2 separate regions of the Homo sapiens genome follow, and region 1 is linked to region 2. A link is a contact called in ENCODE Hi-C or POLR2A ChIA-PET data. All regions are on one chromosome and are shown on one strand. Each heading gives the region's core, a stretch centred on a gene start or an enhancer-like site at or near the end of the contact. The rest is flanking DNA. Distances are from core to core; before and after follow the strand shown. Region 1 holds the start of ASZ1 (ankyrin repeat, SAM and basic leucine zipper domain containing 1). Region 2 overlaps ST7 (suppression of tumorigenicity 7).

Evidence for each region. Hi-C counts contacts between places; a loop is a spot of excess contacts on that map. ChIA-PET counts read pairs that join two places held with the same protein, here RNA polymerase II (POLR2A). Pooled maps may share reads with other maps.
Region 1: a pooled map shows a loop between it and region 2 (5-fold over the local background). The contact joins the promoter of ASZ1 here to the enhancer-like site in region 2. A Hi-C loop is called at or near these places in 3 of 37 single-sample maps with no recorded cell type and 7 of 50 pooled maps. POLR2A ChIA-PET finds 5 or more read pairs at or near these places in 1 of 52 experiments (WTC11).

What each region holds. Positions count from the first base shown.
Region 1 is chr7:117,424,375-117,429,098 of GRCh38, forward strand. It overlaps ASZ1 (ankyrin repeat, SAM and basic leucine zipper domain containing 1), which reads right to left and starts at 3,119. Exons shown (of 13, transcript NM_130768.3): 1 at 2,982-3,119; 2 at 2,462-2,561. The coding sequence starts at 3,086.
Region 2 is chr7:117,006,560-117,011,272 of GRCh38, forward strand. The region is part of intron 1 of ST7 (suppression of tumorigenicity 7); the gene reads left to right. Among named protein-coding and RNA genes, the nearest start is that of MIR6132, 11 kb to the right of the region's middle. RefSeq lists an enhancer at 4,447-4,526. Within about 2 kb of position 2,797, at least 2 of the 41 ENCODE cell types and tissues checked have a DNase peak (open chromatin) inside an H3K27ac peak, as active enhancers do.

The DNA.
Region 1 (4,724 bases), core at 1,869-4,368, 420 kb after region 2:
TCTGGAAGGAAATACCCTAAAACAGGAGTTAACCTGTGAAAGTGAGGCATCAGCAGTAAGGGGAATGACAGTGAGGACAATGGTAAAGAAATCTTTCTCCTTCTACCTATATCTCTATTACTGCCTTTTAAAAATGAACTTTAAAAATTTTTGTAACTAAAAACAAATTTCAAATGGTTGACTAAATACTTAGCAGTAGGCTCTGTTCAAGAGACTGAAAAGCTCACATCTGCCCATCAATCATATCAAGTCTTAATCCTTCAAAAGCCTCTATCACATTCACTGTACCTAGTCCCACTACTCCTAAGGCAAATTTTCTTTTCTAAAACAAATCTCTGCCTATTCCACCCCATGCTATGTACACTATACATATATTAATATTAGGTATTCGGGCCTCTTTCTACTTATTCAGAGTTTATTCAATTTCGTTTTTCAATTCCAAACTCAAGTTCCATTGTCCAAAAAGTCATACAGATCCTTCTCATTTCTTATAAGAATAACAGGTAATGTTTACATAATTCCTATGTGTTCTAAGTCCTTTAAAAGCGTATTTTAATTCTCCCCCTTGCCAACAACCCTTTGATATAATAATCCTCATTTTAAAACGGGCAGAAATTGAAGCTTAGGAAGATTTGGTAACTTAGTCAAGGTTACAAAGCCATCAAGTGGCATGGTTAGTAATCAAACCCAGATCTGTCTTGTTTTCAAAATTATTTACTTTTCAGTAAACTATGCATTGATTCTAGCATAGAAGAAAAACATTATGCTATATATAATCACATCTAACTACCTTGTGTGTGAATGTTTTGTATCTACAATGGCAAAAACCACAATTATTTTTGCATCAAACTGAAGTAAATGCTTGTTATTCCTTTGAGTAATTTCTTTTTTTTTTTTTTTTTTTTTTTTGAGACGGAGTCTCGCTTTGTCGCCCAGGCTGGAGTGCAGTGGCGCGATCTCGGCTCACTGCAAGCTCCGCCTCCCGGGTTCACGCCATTCTCCTGCCTCAGCCTCCCGCGTAGCTGGGACTACAGGCGCCCGCCACCACGCCCAGCTAATTTTTTTTGTGTTTTTTAGTAGAGACGGGGTTTCACTGTGTTAGCCAGGATGGTCTCGATCTCCTGACCTCGTGATCCGCCCGCCTTGGACTCCCAAAGTGCTGGGATTACAGGCGTGAGCCACCGCGCCCGGCCAGTAATTTCAATCATTATAATCAATAATTTACATTTCTATGTGAAGGTAATTTAAAGTTTTTTTTTTATTTAATACACAAAAAATTCATGAAGCCCAGGACAGAATTATGATGCTTTACATAAAGAAACTGATGCTCTCTGGCTGGGGGCGGTGGCTCTTGCTTGTAATCTCAGCACTTTGGGAGGCCGAGGTGGGTGATTACTTGAGGTCAGTAGTTCAAGACCAGCCTGGCCGACATGGTGAAACCCCCGTGTCTACTAAAATTACCAAAATTAGCTGGGCTTGGTGACCGGTGCTTTTAGTCCCGGCTACTCCGGAGGCTGAGGTGGGAGAATCACTTGAATCCCGGCCCCCAGATGGAGGTTGCAGTGAGCGAAGATGGTGCCACTGCACTCCAGCAGGGCTAGAGAGAGACACTCCATCCCCTTCCTTCAACCCCCCAAAAATGAAATCTGATGCTCTCAAAGTTTTAATGCCTCTTCCAAGAAACCAGAGTGGGCAATAAACTGGAAGAAATTATCCATATATTTATTCTGATTCCTAGCTCAGGCCTCATTCCACCAGTACAAAACAAAAAACTGTAACGAGAAAGAACTAAAATGTAGAACCATTTCTTAAGAAACATACAACAGGCAGGGCACGGTGGCTCATGCCTGTAATCCCAGCACTTTGGGAGGCCGAGACAGGCGGATCACAAGGTCAGAGGATCGAGACTATCCTGGCTAACACGGTGAAACCCTCTCTCTATTAAAAATACAAAAAAAAAAAAAAATTAGCCGGGCGTGGTGTCACGCGCTTGTAGTCCCAGCTACTCAGGAGGGTGAGGCAGGAGAATCGCTTGAACCCGAAGGTGGAGATTGCAGTGAGCCAAGATCGCGCCACTGCACTCCAGCCTGGGCCACAGAGCAAGATAACATCTCAAAAAAAAAAAAAAAAAAAAAAGAAAAAGAAAAGAAAAAAGAAACAACATTACAGCAGAGTAAATGAAGAGAGAATTAAGAATGATCAGAGTGGGATAGGATTAGAGTAGGCCTCTTGCTTGAAGGAGGGGGAAGAACTGATGGAAGATAAACAGGGTGGCATTCCAAATGCAAGCAGAGAGGAAGAAAATAAGGCAGACTGGACTCAGTCAACGAAGATTATGCAGGATGATACATTAACATTTGTTGCGTTTCCATTAGAAAAGCAACATAAACCTTTTAAAAATAAAGAATCCTTGCGAACTTAAGACAGCTGTGTTCAGATGAAACTGTCCCTTATCTCTCACCAGAATCTAGGAGCTCCTGGACCAATGAAACATCTCCGATGGTCATTGCTTTCTTAAATTTTTCTTTCTTTTCTTCAATGGGTAATAGCCTTTTCAATTTCTAGAAAAGTAAACATTTTAAAAAATTCTTGTTATATATATTTTTGTTTCCACCTCATCAGGAAACAATAATGTTTGGTTAAGTACACAGGTTTTTTTTCTTGGCTTTATTTTGACTAAGATACAAAGTTTGAAAAGAATTCGTGTCGAAAATTATCTTTCAAGGGAATAGGTAATGATGGATCCAAACCCAACTGAGGAGTTACGATGACCTAAAGAAGCGTATTTGGTGGTAACCACAGTTGGGGAGGGAACACGAGGAAATTTGTGCGGGTTTGCTTAAGTACAAACTCCCGTATTTCCACTGGGTAAAAGGGAAATACACGTGAGGGAGTAGGAGGTTTCACGAGGCTGGGCCTCGCCTTCGAGGGCCAGGGGAGGCTGAAACCAGGTGTGGTCAAGACAAGGCCTCCTCCGCTACCTGAGACGTCCGGTCGAGATACCCAATCTCCCAGCCATCATCCTCGCTCTCGCTACTCTCGCCTCCGCCAGCCACTGGCAGGCCTCGCAGCGCGCTCGCCGCCATGCCAGCCAAGGAAGCTCCCTGTCGGCACCGCGCGCCCTTCAGCTCTCCGGGCGCATGCGCACCGGGGTGGGGCGTACGTAGAGATGCGCGGGAAGGAGCGCCGTGGAAGCGCTCCAGTCTGGAGCCCTCCAGCGCAGGCGCACAGCGGCGCGCTGCTCTCCTCCCTGCCCCGTCCCTCCCTAACCTTGAGGCTTCTTGAGGTGAAAACCTGGCGTGTCTGACACTGGTGACGAAGTTCGTGCGCCAGGCTTCTGCTGGCACTTCCAGTTCCTCTCAGGGACTTACCTTTCGACCTCTTTAAAGTATTTGCTTGATGAAATGATGAAATTCTTGCTCTGCAAGGAATGCCTTACTTGTGGCAGGAGCACACTAGGATTTAACGGCAAGTAAGACTAGACTTTCCCCGCCATCCTTTTCATCTGCCCCCTGCCAAACGTCTGTTAAATCTGTATCCCCTGGGAGACGGACTCTTCGTAGTAACACCTCTCTCAGGAGCACCACTCAGACATTCAAGAAGCCCTTACGCAAGTAGGAGCCGACGAAGGAGCCAGGAGAAAATACTGCCCCAAAGAATTCTTCCTTTACATTTCATGTGATCTTAGATCTCACCTTAGATTTAGAAGCTTCAGACCATCAAAACACTTCCCCGCTATGAAGTGTAGATGTCCTAGAGGAAAATATGAAAGGAGGGGGTTTCCGGGTACAGTGGATCCAAAGAGCCAGAAAGAAAGAAATGACTTAAACGTCCAGAGAGCAAATAATACAAACAACTCCAGGTGGAAGTGGCCCAAGCTCGAACTCACCTTTCTACATGGTTCTAGATGGTAGAACTTCTAGATGTTGGTAACACAGTGATTTTCTTTGCCACCACAGAAAAGTAGATCCACCAAGAAACAGGGCATATTATATGTATCTCAAGATAATAGCCATGCACTATTATTTGAAAGCTTTTGCGGTTTTTTTCTTGCAGATTCTCTGATAAAAGATTTTGAAATTATTTACTTTAGAGGCTCAGAGGTAAGTATTTTTAAGTAGTTTAGCTATTTGCGTGCCACATCTGTCTTTCTAAATGCATTCATTCAATAAATGCTAGGGATTACTTAGCACAGCCAAGTGCTACTAGGTTTGGGGAGACAACGTCAAAGATAAACCATGGAGCCTTATGGAGCTCACTTTAATAAGTAGAGATAGACAATATGCAAGGAAACAAAAACACTATTGCAGATTGTAAGTGCTTCAAAAGAAACAAGTGTGCTCTGTTTCTGGAATCAAACCACTTTTGTGTTTCCTGGGGGAATCACTAGCTGTAGCTGTGTGCCCTTAGGCAATTTACTTAGCATCTATCTGGGTACCAGCTAACTTATCTGTAGAATGGAGGTGATGATAGTACCCACCAAATAGAATTGTTATGAGGACTAAATGAAGTAATAGGCTTAGAATAAGGTCTTTCTCAATGTAAGAGGTAGATTTTAGATAGGATAGTCAGAACTGTGCAGAGTCGTAAATAACAAGCCATATAAGAGTGGGAGAATAGAGCTTTCCTGGCAGTGGACAGGAATAGTGCCAAGGTCCTAAGGCAAGAAAAAAGCAACTCAGGACCAGGATGGGGCAAGTGAGGCTGGGGCAAGTGAGTCCCCT
Region 2 (4,713 bases), core at 1,547-4,046:
AAATGTAAGAACAGAAATATACCTAATTCCTACCAAACTTTTATAATTAGTTTAGCCAGTTATTCTGACCCTAACCATATAGAGGCACACCTTGTTTTGATGCACTTTGCTTTATTCTGCCTTGCAGATACTGCACTTCTTATAAATTGAAGGTTTGTGGCAACCCTGCATTGAGCATCTGTCGTGCCATTTTTCCAATGGCACATGCTCACTTCATGTCTCTGACTCACATTTTGGTAATTCTTACAATATTTCAAACCTTTTCATTATTATATCTGTTATGGTGAGCTGTGATCAGTGATCTTTGATGTTAGTATTGTAGTTGTTTTGGGGTGCCGCAAACCACATCCATATAAGACAGAGAGCTTAATTGATAAGTGTGTGTGTTCTGGCTGCTCCATTGACCTACCCTTCTCTAGTTTCTCTCCCTCTCTTTCGACCTTCCTAATCCCTGAGACACAATATTGAAATTAGGCCAATTAATAACCCTACAGTGACTTATAAGTGTTCAAGTGAAAGGAAGAGTCATATGCCTCTCACTTTAAATCAAAAGCTAGAAATGATTAAGCTTAATGACGAAGGCATGTCAAAAGCTGACATAGGCCAGAAGCTAGGCCTCTTGTGCCAGTTAGCCAAGATATGGATGCGAGGGAAAAATTCTTGAAGGAAATGTAAAGTGCTACTCCAATGAACACACAAATGTAACAGAATGAAACAGCTTTATTGCTTATATGGAGAAAGTTAGAGTGGTCTGATAGAAAATCAAACCAGCCATAACATTCCCTTAAGCCGAAGTCTAATTTAGAGCAAGGAACTCTCTTTAATTTCTTCAGGGGTTCTATGAAGGCTGAGAGAGGTGAGGAAGCTGCAGAGGAACGCTTTGAAGCTAGCAGAGGTTGGTTTATTTGGTTTAGTGAAAGAAGCCATCTGCATAACATAAAAGTGCAAGGTAAAGTACAAGTGTTAATGTAGAAGCTGCAGCAAATTATCAAGAAGGTCTAGCTGAGATACCTGATGAAGGTGGCTACACTCAACAACAGATTTTCAGTGTAGGTGAAAACAGTGTTATATTGGAGGAAGATGCCATCTAGGCCTTTCATAGCTGGAGAGAAGTCAATGCCTGGCTTCAAAGCTTCACAGGACAGGCTGACTGTCTTCTTAGGAGCTCATGCTCACATTGCCATGCAACCAGTCTTCAGAATTCTTTTCATTTTACGAAACTGAAGTTCTGTACCCATTAAACAACTCCCCATTTTCTTCTTCCTCCTGCCTCTGGCAATCACCATTCTACTTTCTGTCTCTATGAATTTGAAGTCTATAGTTGCACAGGCACAAATGTCTGTCTCTAGAAACATTTTCCAAGTAATACACTTCACTACATTTTCTCTTAGAATCACCTATATCTGTGTTAAAACTGTAAGAATCTGTGTTAAAATTTTAAGAATGTAGCAGTTGTCTTGATTAGAAATATATTTTCAATAGCCTTTCAAAAAACCAGAGACAAAAAAGCAGAGAGGAAATTATCTGCTTCTTATCTGAAGGCTAATGACAAAAAAAGTCATCCATGTGAACTTTAATAGAAATCTGCCGAAACCCTTAATGAGGTAGGTATCATGATCAGCGTAACTCATTACAGAATTGTTGTATTTTAGAGCTAGAAAAAAACCTCAGAAATAATTTTAAGTTCTTCATTTCATAAATGAAGTGATACTGTTGTGAAATGTCTAACCAAATTAATTAACTGTGCAGTTAGGATTGTAGTCTGTTTCTTGTTTCTCAAGAATTCCCTTTCAGCAATTGTTGGTGAACAGGGTCAGATTTTCTCAGACAAACTAGCTATTACTTGTGTTCTACACTATGAGTATGTTTTATAGAAAGTTTTCCTGGCTTATAATATAATTGAAGAGACTTGGAAATCTTAGCCCATGATTTCCATTTTTATATAATCTTCAAGGGCTAGAGATGTATGTGGATTGGAGGTATGTGGTTTTCCTTATCTGGGAAAGTAGTTGACAATTTCTCAGAAATTGAGCATTTATCACCAGTTCTAATGTGATAGGGAATGAGGTATTGTTCATAGTATCATCAGAAATGAAGGGAATTGGGATGAAACTTTTCTTGAATTTCTGACCCTGATGCAATCAGGCAGTTGTTGATGGATTCCATTATCTTCGTGAGTCTTGTCAATGGCAGAGACCTAATTGAAGATTAGAGCTCTTGCAGAGAAAGGTCAAATCAACCACAGTAAATATTGTTGAACAGGGTTTGGCAAACTGTAGCCCATGGGCTGCCTGTTTCTGTGAGATTTATAAGCTAACTTTTTTTTTAACATTTTTAAATCGCTGAAAAATTTTCAAAAGAATACGTCATGATATGTGAACATTACAAGAAATTTAATTTCAAAGTTTATAAATAAAGTTTTATTGGAACATGGCTACATTAATTTATGTATTGTTTATGACTATTTTTGCACTGAAACAATAGAGTAGTTGTGACAGAGAACAGATGGTCCCACAAAATCTAAACTGTTTACTATTTGGCCCTTTATAAAAAGGATTTGCCAGCTCCTGCTAGAAAACATTGAGAATGATTTGTTTTGTAGTACCATGGAAATTTGTGATCTTCTTTGCTTACCTAGAACTGCAGCTGTATGCTACAGCTAAGAAATTCCTTAAAGAACTTCTCCACTTTTTTTTTGTTTTTTTTTTTTTGTTTTTGGCCTCTGGGACAACCCACACTAGTCCATTCATGACTATTTTTTATGACTTTCTTTGCTTATTTTCCAGTGGTTCCTTTTGCCAATCATGTGAACAGACCAAAACCACACAGGAAGGTCTGTGGTTTGCCTAAAGAAGCTTTTCTACAGAGGGATATGTCTGGCTTGGGTACCTCCCTGTTTGTTGTACAAACCTATAGTTTGATTCTGATCATTACACTAGAGCTTTGATTCAAATGTATATAAAATGACCATCACTGTCAGGATGTAAAATGAATAAGCATATTTATTGTTGGATTCATATTTGTAGGACGAAAATCTTAATCTTTCTTATTTTTATCAGGCATTTTAGTAACTTTAGTAATGTTTCTCATGACTGCTAATTATACATCAAGATTAATTGCTATATTTTTTTTTAATTGGCTAACCTTAAACACATAAACCCAATGTCCTTTTTTATAGTCATCTTCTGATAGAGTTAAAACATCAGTGATAGGGAGACCACACAGCACCTCTTATAAAAGTTATTTACCTCCTTTTTCCAGCTGTGGTTACTTGATTTTAGTTCTCTTGAGGCCACTGTAAGAAGGGAGTGGCCCTACAACCATGTAAGAGATCTGTGCTTTGCAGCCACTGAGAACCGGGGATCCTGCCACTATTGCCACCATCCTTTTAAAGCATAACAACAAACAGGTGTTGTGTATCCAGAAAGAGCCCTTATCTGAAGGTTTGGAGTTTGGTTAAGCAGATCTTTTATTATGTTTTACTCATGCGTTTGGTCATAATTATGCTTTTGTGCTCAATAAGGATGATTGTTATCTGTGAAAGTAACTGACAATTTCTCAGAACCATTGCCTTGGTTCTAGGTTCTAGGTAGCTAGTAACTAGTCTGGTTAGTGCCATGGAGAATGTGGAGCACTGGTCTGGGTCATGATATTGAGTTGAGTAGCTGAATTCTCTCCTCACTTCATAGGGTAGTTCTTTTATCTGGTTAGTGCTAGATGCTCATCTGTCTTAGCTTACTTAAATTTTGAGGTCTTGGGAGTAGAGCCCAGTAATGGGAGGAGCTGGGCATACGCTCTAGGAATCTTCTGCATCCAGATAATCCTTTTTTTAGTGGAGTCTTCTCACATTTTGGGATAGGCCATGAGGTAGACTTGGGGCTCAGTAAGCAAAGCCAATGAGGATGACAAAACATGAAAAGGAAATGCTGATGCAGATGCAGGCTGGAGTGGGTGGTAAGAGGCCTGGGAGAGCAGCAAGATGAGATATCTTAGATAATGTTTGTTCTGACTTAGTAATAAGGTGAAATTGGGATGTGACATAACCTTAAGGCATTTTGACTTAGCTCTCACATGTTGGTGAGAATTGAGACTAGAGGGAAAACCCCCTATTTTCATTTCTGAAATGCAGAAAAATAGAGTGAACATTTATAATCCAACCCTGGTATTTTAAAACATGTGTAATAACAAAGTCGGTTATTGTATAATTTGGAAATGCGATGTAAGATATTATGATAAAGCTGTGATTTTCTGATTTAAGAGGGAAGAGTGAAGTGGAAGCCATGCTCGTTCTCCTCTGAGGAGGGTAGAGGACCGTGGACTCGCGTGGCAGGCACTAGTCCAGGGAGGGAAGCCATGAAAGAGAAAGAGAGGAGAGCTATGTCTCAGCCCCTGAGCTGTCCTCTATGAAAAGCTTCACACTCTGTGTCCAGCTGTCTCAATCAAGTCCTGGAAGAATGGTCTCCTTCAGAAGCTTTATTGCTGGCACCCAGGCCACATTGTCCTAAGAGGTGTGACCCACCAGGTCATGAGCCATGAACCCTCTAGTAGGCAGATCCTCCAACAGTTTAAGTATTTTGTGTGTGTGTGTGTGTGTTAATGTGTGTGTGTGTATCTGTCTACTTACCACCAGGCTGAGTTACTGGGGGTCTGCCTAGAAAGGAACAGTGTCCCTGTAAACAGGAGGAGGCTCCCCAGAACATCAGCATCCAACAT